Regions from separate parts of the Homo sapiens genome. Here region 1 is linked to region 2. A link is an interaction called in ENCODE POLR2A ChIA-PET data of the cell type or tissue named here. Cell type or tissue: OCI-LY7. All regions are shown on one strand. Each heading gives the region's core, and the rest is flanking DNA. Links, peaks and the distances in the headings are about the cores only.

Evidence for each region. Peaks named below come from ENCODE experiments on the same cell type or tissue, not always from the same donor. Only the 100,000 strongest peaks of a DNase experiment are listed, where the experiment ranks them.
Region 1: POLR2A ChIA-PET joins it to region 2 with 7 read pairs; 3 of 35 experiments call an interaction of 5 or more read pairs at or near these places.

Annotation. Positions count from the first base shown.
Region 1 is chr11:121,392,139-121,398,392 of GRCh38, forward strand. No RefSeq gene overlaps it. Among named protein-coding and RNA genes, the nearest start is that of SORL1, 57 kb to the right of the region's middle. In OCI-LY7, for the core only: no CTCF peak of the experiment used is centred there; DNase peaks (open chromatin) are centred at 1,930 and 2,843; H3K4me3 peaks cover 683 bases; H3K27ac peaks cover 2,273 bases.
Region 2 is chr11:121,566,753-121,573,006 of GRCh38, forward strand. It overlaps SORL1 (sortilin related receptor 1), which reads left to right. Exons shown (of 48, transcript NM_003105.6): 22 at 188-361; 23 at 3,405-3,518. Among named protein-coding and RNA genes, the nearest start is that of SORL1-AS1, 120 kb to the left of the region's middle. RefSeq lists enhancers at 3,202-3,251, 3,362-3,531, 3,992-4,493, 4,494-4,993. In OCI-LY7, for the core only: no CTCF peak of the experiment used is centred there; DNase peaks (open chromatin) are centred at 3,109 and 3,429; H3K4me3 peaks cover 1,606 bases; H3K27ac peaks cover 4,000 bases.

The DNA.
Region 1 (6,254 bases), core at 1,168-5,167, 170 kb before region 2:
ATGAATGAGTGAGCCCTTTGGACTTGGCAGATGAGGCCAGTACCTGGGTGTGGCCCAGCCACAAGGGCCTACGCCCCTGCAGATTTCTTGGAGCAAGGCCACCATAGCAGCTTGGACTTTTACATGATAAAAAGACAAACTTCTGTCTTGTTTAAGATACGTAGACAGAATTATATCCTGCTTAATACATTACTCAGGGAAGACCAGGGAACTGTAATTGACAGAATGTTTTGGGACTTCAACAGTGTTTATTAAAATCTCTTATAGGTATCCTTGTGCTCAAGATAGAGAAAGATGAGTTAAAGCCAAGAATAATTAGGTGGGTTTATAACTGCTTGAGTGACCATAAGGGTGCAGAGTAATGTGTTGGTTTTAATCTCTACAGAGAGGTTTTAATATTATGGCCCTGTTATAATCCATGCTCCGGACAGGTCAAATCACAGCTGAAATACTTAATTTTCTTCCAAGGGCCTCATCTGAAGAAGGCTACAGACATAGATGAGCATGCCAGGGATAGCAATGAAATGATGAGGGGACTGGAAAACATGTCATATAAAGACATGTCAATATAGATACGAGAAGGAATTCAGATATTTAGAAAGCATTTATTAGGTGTAAGTTACAATGCTATGTGAGAAAGGGTAGAATACATGAGGACGCATTTCCTTGCCCTCCTAAGAGATAAGGAGCATTTATATAAATGTATGTGGATATATACAAGGTAACTCACCAGACTTAGCTTGCAGTCGTTTATTAAGGATCTATCTGTGGACCAGGCATGGTGGAGCATGCCTGTTGTTCCAGCTACACGGGAGGATTGTTCCAGCCCAGGAGTTCGAGGCCAGCCTGGGCAACATAGCGAGATGCCCTATCTCTTAAAAAAAAAAAAAAAAAAGGAATCTGTTTGTGGGGGTTTTCTTGTTTTGTTTCTATTTTGTTTATGTTGTGTTTCTCTAGAAAAAAAGTCCCTTTGTCCATCCCTAGGGGATGATGACAATTCAGAAAGATTGGAAACATTGTTTTACTCTGGCAAGAGATCTGATTGAGTTTCTAGGAATTGTGGGGGCTAACAAGTATTAGGGTGTTGCCAAGGATTTACAAACTTTCTAGCCCACCATCAACCATCAAGCTCATTTAGAGATCCATCAAGCCCTTTTATGGCTAAAAAAACAAAGAAACAAAAAAAAGTTAATGAGAAGAATAAGGGCTTTTGAGAGTGCGGCCAAAAAAGGGAATGGGTAGGAAACCAAGAAGCAGATAGGAAAAAAGGACCCTGAGTCTGAGGGTGTCTATTCCTGAGAGCTGGACTCTGGTTGAACCATGGCTCTGTAAGTGCCAGGGGCAGCAGACCCCAAGAAGAAGCATGGTGTGGGGGTGATACATGAGTGTGCTGTGCCTGTCCAGAAACTGTGGGTTCCAGCACCTAGGGCTTTAGAGCCATTCACCAGGCACGAGTGGGCTGCTGGCCCTGTCTGTGCTTCAAGCACTCATCTCCAGACACTCTGGCCACAATTCCCCAGGACCTTCTTGCACACTTGTGGGCCACCATAACTGTGCTTGGTGCTGGCGTAGGATGTGCGCGTGTACTCTGAGCTAGGGATAAAAGGGAGTAAGTATCCCCCTTACCCAAATGATTATAGCTCAGGATAACTTGGGCTTCCCAGCTGCATGGGCATTTGCACTGGCCTTGAAAGCTGCCGCAATTTAGATAAGCATGAGATCTCCACACACACACACACAAAAAACTTGAACAAGTTTTCCTTTATGTTCAAGTTTCCCTTTATGGTTTCTTCTCCCCTTATGTCTGGTTTCTTTTTCTTTCCATGTCCAATTCTCAGGAAAGTTCAAAACAGTTTCCATTTCATGCAGTGGTTAAACAGCAACTTCCTTTGTCCTGCAGTCCTTCCTGTGTCCCCTCTGATCCTGACCGCAAAACCACCTGCATTTCTCTCCCTGCCTGAGAAGTCCTTGGTCTTTTGCCTGCCTCCTGGCTATTGTTTCTCCCTTCCATGGTGGGGCAGGGCGGCAGCCTGCATGAAAGATGGGTACAAACAATGCTGTACACCAATCTGGTTTCAAATAAATACCACTTCGAGACCATCGAAAAGTAGTTCACAGGTAGGAAGACTTCTTGGTTCCCAGCTCATGGAGGTGTTCGCTTGTTTACTTGATAGAACTCTGGGGACAGATGACAAAATGGAACATGATCTCTGATTGGCAATGGCTACTCAGAGGCCCCTGTCAGAAATCTGGGCTAAGTTTGCAAGTTGTAGAGGAGCGAGAGTGCACCAAGAGTTAGAAAAATTATCACTCCTTCAATAAAAAAAAAAAAAAGCTCAAATGTTCTTGATGACATCTTTCCTGTCTACAAGTTTTATACTGAATCCTGCTGGTGTTCCACATACACAACTTAATATCTCCCATTGATTGGCTGCTTGCTGTGTTTCAAAGCTTTACATACAACACATGAGGTGGACAGAATCTCTGTTTCACAGAAGGGGAAACTGCAGCTCAGAGCCCTTCAGTAATCTGTGCAGTGTCATTTGGGTTAAGGTGGGAGGCTGGGATTTGAACCCAGATTTGTCTGGTTTCAAAGCGTGTGTTCTTTCCTCAATACTTCGCTAGTAACGTGGTAACAGCAGCAAAAAGAACGTGATCTAAAAAGGAGTTACTTCGAATTTTCCACATTATCCAATGCATTATTGTCCGTATAACCATTTTGCCCCCTTTCACCACTCCATACTGGAATGCTTGGGAGAGCTTTTACCCCAGGCAGCTGGTCCTGGCCCATTTACATGCACACCTAGACAGCTGCAGAGATCCCAAGGGCACACATGTAACTTCCTGTGTCTGGTACTTTGTGCAAAACCCTACCCCTCCCACACAAACTCTGGTAACCTTGGTTTGACAAAGGAGAGTCCATTTAGGGGACAATTGTCAGTGTTCTTCTGAAGAATTGCTCTCCTCCTTAGGGGCAGGAGGGCAAGTACAGATTGCTGTGAACACCTCAATCTTTTCCTGGCCACGTGGAGTATTTGTATACCCAGCACAGGGCAACAAAGGAGTGAAGAGTCCCAGGTCTCATGTAAACTCCTATGTTCTTTTTCTCAAAATGGAGAATTGGGCTTACCATTCAATCCACTGTCTTGTACGCATGACAGAAACCAAGTACATATTTGCGGAATGAGGGAATATTAACTAGGCACCCACAGCACGTGGTGTAAGAGAGCATTCAGGCTGTCTTACAACCTGAGCCAAAATCCAAAGCACCAAAATAGGATGGGTAGCTAAAAAATTGGATCATTGAGGGAGCTGGTTACTTTGTAGCATCATTACAATACTGATGTAATTCTAACCTTCCTTGCTGCAATGGTTCACTTGGGTGCCAAATAAAGAGTCTGTATTGGGTGATTATTAAGGATTCTTTCGCCTGAATTTTATAATAAGTGGAGAAATAAATAGCGTAAATAAAAAGTGTAAATAAGAAAATAGAAATAAAAAGTGTAAATAAAAAATAGGAATAAAAGGTGTAAATAAGTGTAGAAATAAATGCCAATTTTTTAGGAGAAGTAAATGACAAATTTTCTCACCAAGGAAAGTTTTTATTTCCCCCTGAACTAAAGCAGTTTAGGGAATTCGATCTGAACTTCTCATTTGAATTCCTGAATTTTTTTTAAGGCAAACTAGAATAAATATGATTTTAAAACCAAGAAGAAAAATTAAGTCATTTCACAAAATTAGAGCCTTATCATGAGTGACAGATTAATAATGAAACTTCCAAGAGTGCTGAATAAATTGCATTAACTTTGTCACTTCATAACAATAGGACACCAAAGGGGTGATTAAATTTATCTCCCTGACACAAGCGATAACTCCATACCAAAGGTAGTGTTAAATTGTATAGAAAATGGCTTCCTCCCCCTTCCTGTATTAAGATGTTAGGTAATGACACATAAAAGTGATTAATAGATTCCTAAACTGGGGCTTATTGAGCAGCTCAAACTAAACTGAATTTCTTTTTTAAATTAATGTTTATTTTTACAAAGTAATAAATGCACATAGCAAAAAGAGAAAAAAAAGTGAAATGGTAGCAAAAGGACAGACGGAAAATCAGCTGTCCCCTGCCTGCATGCCTTCTGTCCCCAGCCCACTCCCCAGACCTCTTACTTTCCATTTTTAAGCTATTTCTTCTGGTGTTTATTTCTGTACTTGTAAATAATTTGCTTATACAAATTATATCTTGGTGCATCAATTTTAGATATCTATTCGTCTTTCTATTTTGGAAGATGAGAATTTCATGCTCTTATCTCATTTCATCTTTCATTATTATTCATCTCAGCTTTTGCTAATTTGTACTCAGTACTTTACTATTATAGCTGTATAAATGACATTCATTACTATTCATTAATAGTAGTATACTAGTGGTACACTATCAGTGAATTAAGAGTAGGATACTTTTAATTAAGTAGTATAGCTAATAGTATTAGCAGTAGTAGTATTAAGTAGGATACTCTTAAGGAAACTAAAAAGAGTAGTACACTATTATTGTTTCCTTTGTTGTATAACTTTTTGTCTTTCCTAGAGTTGATCATTATTTTGGTTCTTTAAAATGTTCTTACTTCTTTAAATATATGCTCTAAGTTATAGGTAATAGATTAGGTCATAAAACCCTATTGACATCCTAGAACCTTAAGTTAAAAGTAGTAAGGTAAAAAGTAATACACCTGGACACAGTGGTGCACGCCTGTAGTCCCCGGTACTCAAAGAGGTGGAGATGAGAAGATTGCTTGAACCCAATTGTATGAGACTGACCTGGGCAACATTAGTAAAACCCCATCTCCTAAAAAGTAGTAGGGATAACTGTGCACATGCTGCCTTTAACCTTATAAAATGAATTGCATAAATACCAGCTGGAGTCCTAACTTGAACTAGGTGTGAGAGAGAGAGCTGTTCTTTCACTGATCTCAAACTCCACATGGGTGAATAGTATAATTCAAGCATTAACACAGAATCTTAGGTTACATTAATTTAGGAACTCTCTCTGGAACAGAAAAGATGATAGTCCTATTTTACTCATGTTGCCTAATGCACCATATTCTGGTTCCACGTTTTAAGAAAGGCAGAACAAATCAGAGTTTAAAGAATACATCAGGCCGGGTGCAGTGAATCACATCTGTAATCCCAGCACTTTGGGAGGCCGAGACAGGAGGATTGCTTGAGATCAGGAGTTCAAGACCAGCCTAGGCAACATGGCAAGACCCCATCTCTACAAAAAATACAAAAATTAGCTGGACATGGTGGTGTGTGTGCCTGTAGTCCCAACTACTCAGGAAGCTGAGGTGGGAGGATGGCCTCAGCTTGGGAGGCAGAGGCTGCAGTTAGCCGAGATCGCGCCACTGCATGCCAGCTTGGGCAAGAGAGTGACAGCCAGTTTCAAAAAATAAAAATAAAAGACAATAACAAAAATAAAAATAAAATTTTAAAAATATATCAGCCTTTAATCCCAGCAATTTGGGAGGCCGAGGTGGGTAGATCACGGGGTCAGGAGATTGAGACCATCCTGGCTAACATGGTGAAACCCCTGTCTCTACGAAAAATACAAAAAAAGAAAAAAAAAATAGCCAGGTGTGGTGGCATGTGCCTGTAATCCCAGCTACTCAGGAGGCTGAGGCAGGAGAATTGCTTGAACCTGGGAGGCAGAGGGTGCAGTGAGCTGAGATTGCGCCATTGCACTCCAGCCTCGGCAATAAAGCAAGACTCCATCTCAAAAAATAAATAAATAAAAAAAAATAAAATATATCAGCCTGGATCATGAGAGTCTGAAAAACATGTCATATGATAAGTAATTGAAGGAAATTGAAATGTCTAGCCTGGAAAAGTCTTAGGGGGAACTTAAAATTGTCTTCAAATATTTCAAGGGCTATCATGTAGAAATTGAAGTAGATTTATGCTGTTTGAAAGTGCTGGTGTAGGGTCAATCACTGAGTGTCAGGGAGGCAGACAGTTCTTTGAATACAGAACTTTCTAACAACTGGATCCATAACAGTTGTGGTCGACACTGCTCTTATCTCTCCAGTGTCCATTCTCCCATTGATTTTTGGTAGTAGAAGTTTAAGCTGGGCCCCTGGCTGTCCAACTAAAGATTATATTTTCTACTTCTCCTTACTATGGTCATGAAATTAGGTTCAGGTCAATGAGATAAACGCAGCAACGATGTATGCCACCTCTTGCTCAAACAAGAGGGATCAGTCAAA
Region 2 (6,254 bases), core at 951-4,950:
AGTCACTGGTTATACTGAGCAGAAGTTTTCAGCACAGTAGGCGCCCCAAAGCTTGCCACTTGACCCTTGAGAGCTTCTCGCTGTCCTTTCCGTAAGACGAGGAGGTTGCAGTGGGTCTCCTTCTTGTATTCAGTACCTCCCTCATGGTGTGTATTAACCTACCTGCTGCTGTTTGTCTTCCCTCCAGGAAGCAATGCCTGTGTGCCCAGGCCATGCAGCCTGCTGTGCCTGCCCAAGGCCAACAACAGTAGAAGCTGCAGGTGTCCAGAGGATGTGTCCAGCAGTGTGCTTCCATCAGGGGACCTGATGTGTGACTGCCCTCAGGGCTATCAGCTCAAGAACAATACCTGTGTCAAACAAGGTACTTCCCTTTTTCTTTTTTGCCTGTCATCCTCCTTCCTTTGTTTCCTGCTCCCCGCCAGGGGAGGGAGGGATAGCTCTCTGTTTCCTAACCTTTTCGTGTTATTGGAAAAAGTCCAAGGTAAAAATCAAACCTACCAGATACTCATAAGAATACTGGTTTGGGTTCTAAGTCCTGGTAAGGGTCAAAGAGGCCCTTCAGTCCTCACTCAGAACAGGCCTATGCTGTACCTTTCTAAGTAGTAGCTGTGGTTTTTGGTTTCATGTCAGATGGCACAGGCTTTCTTCAGGGTCTCCCTTTTTATTCTTTTGCTTCTTCCTCTCCTCACCCATCCCTCACATCCAGGTTTCTTACCTGCTCCTGTTTTGCATAAGTTGGACCAACCTGATTGGGAAAAATAACCAGTGTGACTCCTTCCGCGTTTACTCTCACCTAACGGTTGTCCATCCTCTCACCGTAGCCTAGCCCAGTGTGTCCTGAACTTTCAGACCAATGTTTGCAAAGCACTTTGAGTCTAGACCTTATGCCATGACCAAGCAGCAAGAGCAGCCTTACACCCACTCCCCCTCTGAATTTGAATATAGAGATTTAACATTTCTTTCCTCCGAAATTTAAAAAGTTTTTCCTTCCTGTGTAATTTTTACTGTCACCACTTCCCCCGCCTCCAGCATCACGTTTCTGTGAGTGAGGTGAACCCCTGCAAGGGCACCTTGCCATGAAGTGCATGGATTGATGGCCAGAATTTCTGCTTTTCCTTATCTGTGATTCTATTTGCCTTTTTTTTTATATATATTTTAAAGAGACAAGAAAGAGACAGGGTCTTGCTGTATTGCCCAGGCTGGCACATTCACGGCTCACTGCAGCTTCAACTCAAACTCCTGGGCTCAAGGGATCCTCCTGTCTCAGCTTCCCATGAAGCTAGGACTACAGGCACGAGCCCAGCTAATTTCTTTTATAGGGACGAGGTCTCACTTTGTTGCCCAGTCTGGTCTTGAACATCTGGGCTCAAGGGATCCTCCCTCCTCTGCCTCCCAAGGAGCTGGGATCACAGGCATGAGCCACTGTGCCTACTCTATTTGCTTTGTAATCCTAACCCTGCTTCTCACAGCGGCCCAAGTCCAAGGCAGTGAAACACACAATACAAGCCTTTTAGTCAATCTTCCTTAAGAAATATAAACAGAAAAAAGATGAGCCTTTCTTTCTTAGAAACAAGAGACTTTCTTTCAGGCTATGGATACAATCTTAAAACTGTTTGGAAAGAAATAGAATCAACACTAAATTCCAAGAGAAGGGGAAGAAAGCTACTCCATATTTCCCATTAGAATGCCTTTGATTATCCAAATATGAGACCAATCATCGCATGTCCTTGATGCAGTTTGCCAAACTATACATTTTTTTTCTGTAAGGAATTTTAATTGCTTGCTTTAAAGTAGTCATGGGGCAGAAAAATTTCTCAGAGTATTGAGAAAATCTTCATAACTCATTTGCTTGATAGATAGAATATATATGGATATATATAACTATGTATATAAAAACATACCTATAGATATATTGAATCTGTATGTTTTAATTCTGTGTAGACACAGTCCATTAAGGAGTTCTGTGTGTAATTAGTATTTTATAATGTTGATGTACTGTATTCACTACCCAATAGACTCAACTGGTATTGTGGTTATCCTTCTTAAAGCATTGTATCTGCTTCTAAATATTTCTTCCAGCCTCCTCCTCTCTTTTGATTTTAACTAAAAGAGGAAAGCAAGAGGCTAGTATGGGACATTTCCTTCCCTGTAGACACGTGTGCTTGGCATTCCTCCTCCCCCTTTACCATCATGTTACTTGTTGTGGGAAGTCCGGGACCCCGAACGGAGGGACCAGCTGAAGCCATGGCAGAAGAACGTGGATTGTGAAGATTTTATGGACATTTATTAGTTCCCCAAATTAATACTTTTATAATTTCTTATGCCTGTCTTTACTGCAGTCTCTGAACATAAATTGTGAAGATTTCACGGACACTTATCACTTCCCCAATCAATACCCTTGTGATTTCCTATGCCTGTCTTTACTTTAATCTCTTAATCCCGTCATCTTCGTAAGCTGAGGAGGATGTATGTCGCCTCAGGACCCTGTGATGATTGCATTAACTGCACAAATTGTAGAGCATGTGTGTTTGAACAATATGAAATCTGGGCACCTTGAAAAAAGAACAGGATAACAGCAATGTTCAGGGAACAAGACAGATAACCTTAAACTCTGACTGCCGGTGAGCCGGGCGGAACAGAGCCACATTTCTCTTCTTTCAAAAGGAAATGGGAGAAATATCGCTGAATTCTTTTTCCCAGCAAGGAACATCCCTGAGAAAGAGAATGCGTCCCTGAGGGTAGGCTTCTAAAATGGCCGCTTCGAGGGGCGGCCATCTTTTATGGTCGAAGCTGTAGGGATGAAATAAACCCCAGTCTCCTGTAGTGCTCCTAGGCTTATTAGGATGAGGAAATTCCTGCCTAATAAATTTTGGTCAGACTGGTTGTCTGCTCTCAAACTCTGTCTCCTGATAAGATGTTATCAGTGACAATGCGTGCCCAAAACTTCATTAGCAATTTTAATTTCGCCCCGTCCTGTGGTCCTGTGATCTTGCCCTGCCTCCATTTGCCTTGTGATATTCTATTACCTTGTGAAGCACATGATCTCTGTGACCCACACCTTATTCGTACACTCCCTCCCCTTTTGAAATCACTAATAAAAACTTGGTGGTTTTACGGCTCAGGGGGCATCACGGAACCTGCCGACATGTGATGTCTCCCCAGACACCCAGCTTTAAAATTTCTCTCTTTTTTTACGCTGTCCCTTTATTTCTCAGACCGGCCGACACTTAGGGAAAATAGAAAAGAACCTATGTGAAATATCGGGGGTGAATTTCACCCGATATCTGGCTGAATTTCCCCCGATAGTTACTAAAGGGAGGGAAACTCAAAAGAGAAAGACCTGTGGTCCAGCAGTAAGAATAATATTGGTTTCATTTCCTCCCCTGCCGCACTCTGATGGGTAGAGAACACCTGTCTTCGCAACCAGTATCGCTGCAGCAACGGGAACTGTATCAACAGCATTTGGTGGTGTGACTTTGACAACGACTGTGGAGACATGAGCGATGAGAGAAACTGCCGTGAGTCTTCTGGATTGGACGTTAAGCACTTACCATTACTCAGAAGCCTGGTTGGCTCTTCCCAGGCTGAGGGCCTAAGGTCTAGGGCGAGGGCCACCCATGATTGGTGATGCCCATCTAAGTTGATGGGGCTTAGATGACAGAGAAAACATATTTCCATACACAGGTAGATATTAGATATATAGGATTAATATTATATACATAATATTTTTTTAACCACCCCAGAAGTACCACTCGTTACAAGAGATTTATAAATAAACGTCACATGGCTGAAACTGAATTGATTTGGCAATCTGGGCTCTAATCTTGGCTGTGGCTCTGTAATAAAGCTGGTGACTTGGGGCGAGTAAACAGGTGATATTCTTTGATTTGGAAATTCAATATTCAGCCTTTTTAGGGATGGGAAATGAGTATTTACTCCAGTTGGTTGATGTTGGCTACCTACCAGGCTCAAGAGAGATTGTTTTCATTGGTTAGTAATGCATAGCTTGGCCTACAGTGTGGGGCCATTGGTGTACATGCCATGTAAGTGTCATCTTTAGGCTGTATAATTTTTAAGATCTGACTTCTAAAGTATAAGACTGTGGTTAGCAGAAGTTAAAACCAAACAACCACAAATAACAGATAGTTTATTAACCATGAATTTTCACTATCTTTTCTTCACTTAATTTTTAATAGCTTCGACATTATCTTATAAGGAGATGATTTGCCCTTTTGTCAGTCATGCACTCACTCAACAAGCAGTTGCTATACACCCTGTGTTCCAGGCTCTGTGCTGGGCCTGCATATATATTGCCGATCAAGGCAGAAACGGAGTTCACAGTCTGAAGTAGGAGTCAGAAAAATAGGCAGTTACAGTAGAGTGACGGGCACTGCGATGCGGAAGTGTCATATGCATGTAGGATGGGCACCCAAAGCAAACTTGGGCAGGCCCTAGCAAAGAGCTCTGGAGAGTGTCTGGGGTGAACCAAGCAGAGGTGGAGGGAATCAATTCACAGGCAAGGGAGCAGCATGTGGGGAAGCTGGCATGGCCAGGAAACTGGTTTGAGTTATGGAGAATGGGCATGGGCACAGGGGCCAAGGTGAAGTTAGATGAGTGGGCAGCGCCCAGGACAGCAAGGGCTTTGTGGACTTTATCGGAGAAGCAGTTGGGAACCACTGATGTCATGTGATGAAAGTTCATCTTTGGAAGGATAAGTAGTGGGCAGAATGCGTTTGATGGAGAGAGACCAGAAGCAGGAACCAAGTCAGAGGCTTCTCTTTTATATATTTTACCTTTGGCAACCCAGGGGCTCATTTACCCATTTGTACTGTAAGAACAGATTAATGGGAAGCTCTAGATACTCATTTAGCCAGTCATCCGTGGGGCCTGTGCCCGGCTCCCCTGCCACTTCACCCAGAAAGCAACTTGTGAAATATCCAGCTCATTAAACACATCTGGGCCCTGCAATCCTATAGACTCCCCCTTTTGGCTGATAGAGGGTTATTTACAAAGCCTTTCCTTAATCGTTTTCCCTTGGATTCAGAGGGTGCCTTTCACACCGAGGGAGTAGAGCTTATTTGCTGAATGGCAGATTTGGGAAAGCACTAGCCTCTCTGTGTCTTTTCTGCAAAAAATAAGGCCTATAAAGCCTCCTTTATCAGAGTTGCAGGAAGGTGTGATATTTGTGGGGGAATAGCCAAAGCTCTTTAAAAACATTAATGCTTATTAACAGCATTGAAGCAGATAATGGAAAGGAGTTTATTACATATCTGGGTGGGATAGAAGATGCTTCTTAGAATTAACAAGTTACAAGGAAATTGCCCAGACATAATTAGGCACAGTGGAAGCAGGGAGATACAAACCAGATGACCTCATATCCAAGAGTGAGGGACACAGGTGGCAGAGCATTCCTCCTTGTGCCCTTGGGCTTGGTTTCTACTAAATGGACAAGCTGAATCTTGTATTGGCTCCGAGTTTTGAGAGGAATGAAGACCTGCATCTTTTGGGAGGCACCTGCTGCCTCCAATGGCTTCCTCCCACCCAGCCCCTGAGCTCTGTTGCAGACTGCACAGTTGTGCATGAAGGATGGAGCTGGCCCTGCCCTCCTCCCAGCTTGGCGTGAATGTCAGCTGGGATTCACTTTCCAGAGACCCCGAGACCTACTTTCTGCTCCGTCGTCTCCCTGTTTCACCTGGCTCAGGTCTACACATGTCAGATGGAGCTGAGGCGTGGAGAGGAGGAACCAGAAGGATTTAAAACTCAGAGACTGGGAGTCAAGAGAGAGGGGCTTATCTGTGCCTGCATGTGTGTCTCCCTCATCAAGGAGGTTGCGTGTGGAGGAGAGAGGTTCCCTGTTTCTAAGCAGGGCTGCAGGAGCTGGACCGCAGTGACTGAGTACTGCCATGTGGGGAGTTAAGTGAGGCACCCTGCCAGCTGCCAGGGAGCAGTGGAGGAGGGGGGACACCGGGATGCAGGAGGGTGTTGTCAGTGGGTTTCCCTCCCTCTTACACAGATTCCTCTAGCTGGGTGACTGTCAGGCACTCAGGGTTTTGACGCGAATCCCTGCAGTCTTGTCATTTTGCATTCATCCCCTGCCTCCCACCACGAGCTCAATTACAGAGAAGAAATGGAGCCTCAAATAAGAGCTGCCAGGATGTCTAACGGCAGCATTGCTATTTGGCATTTCGTGCACGACAACCCCTCCCCCGTGCCAGCATTCTGTTCTGCCACATTTTACCTCCTGGGTCAGCCTT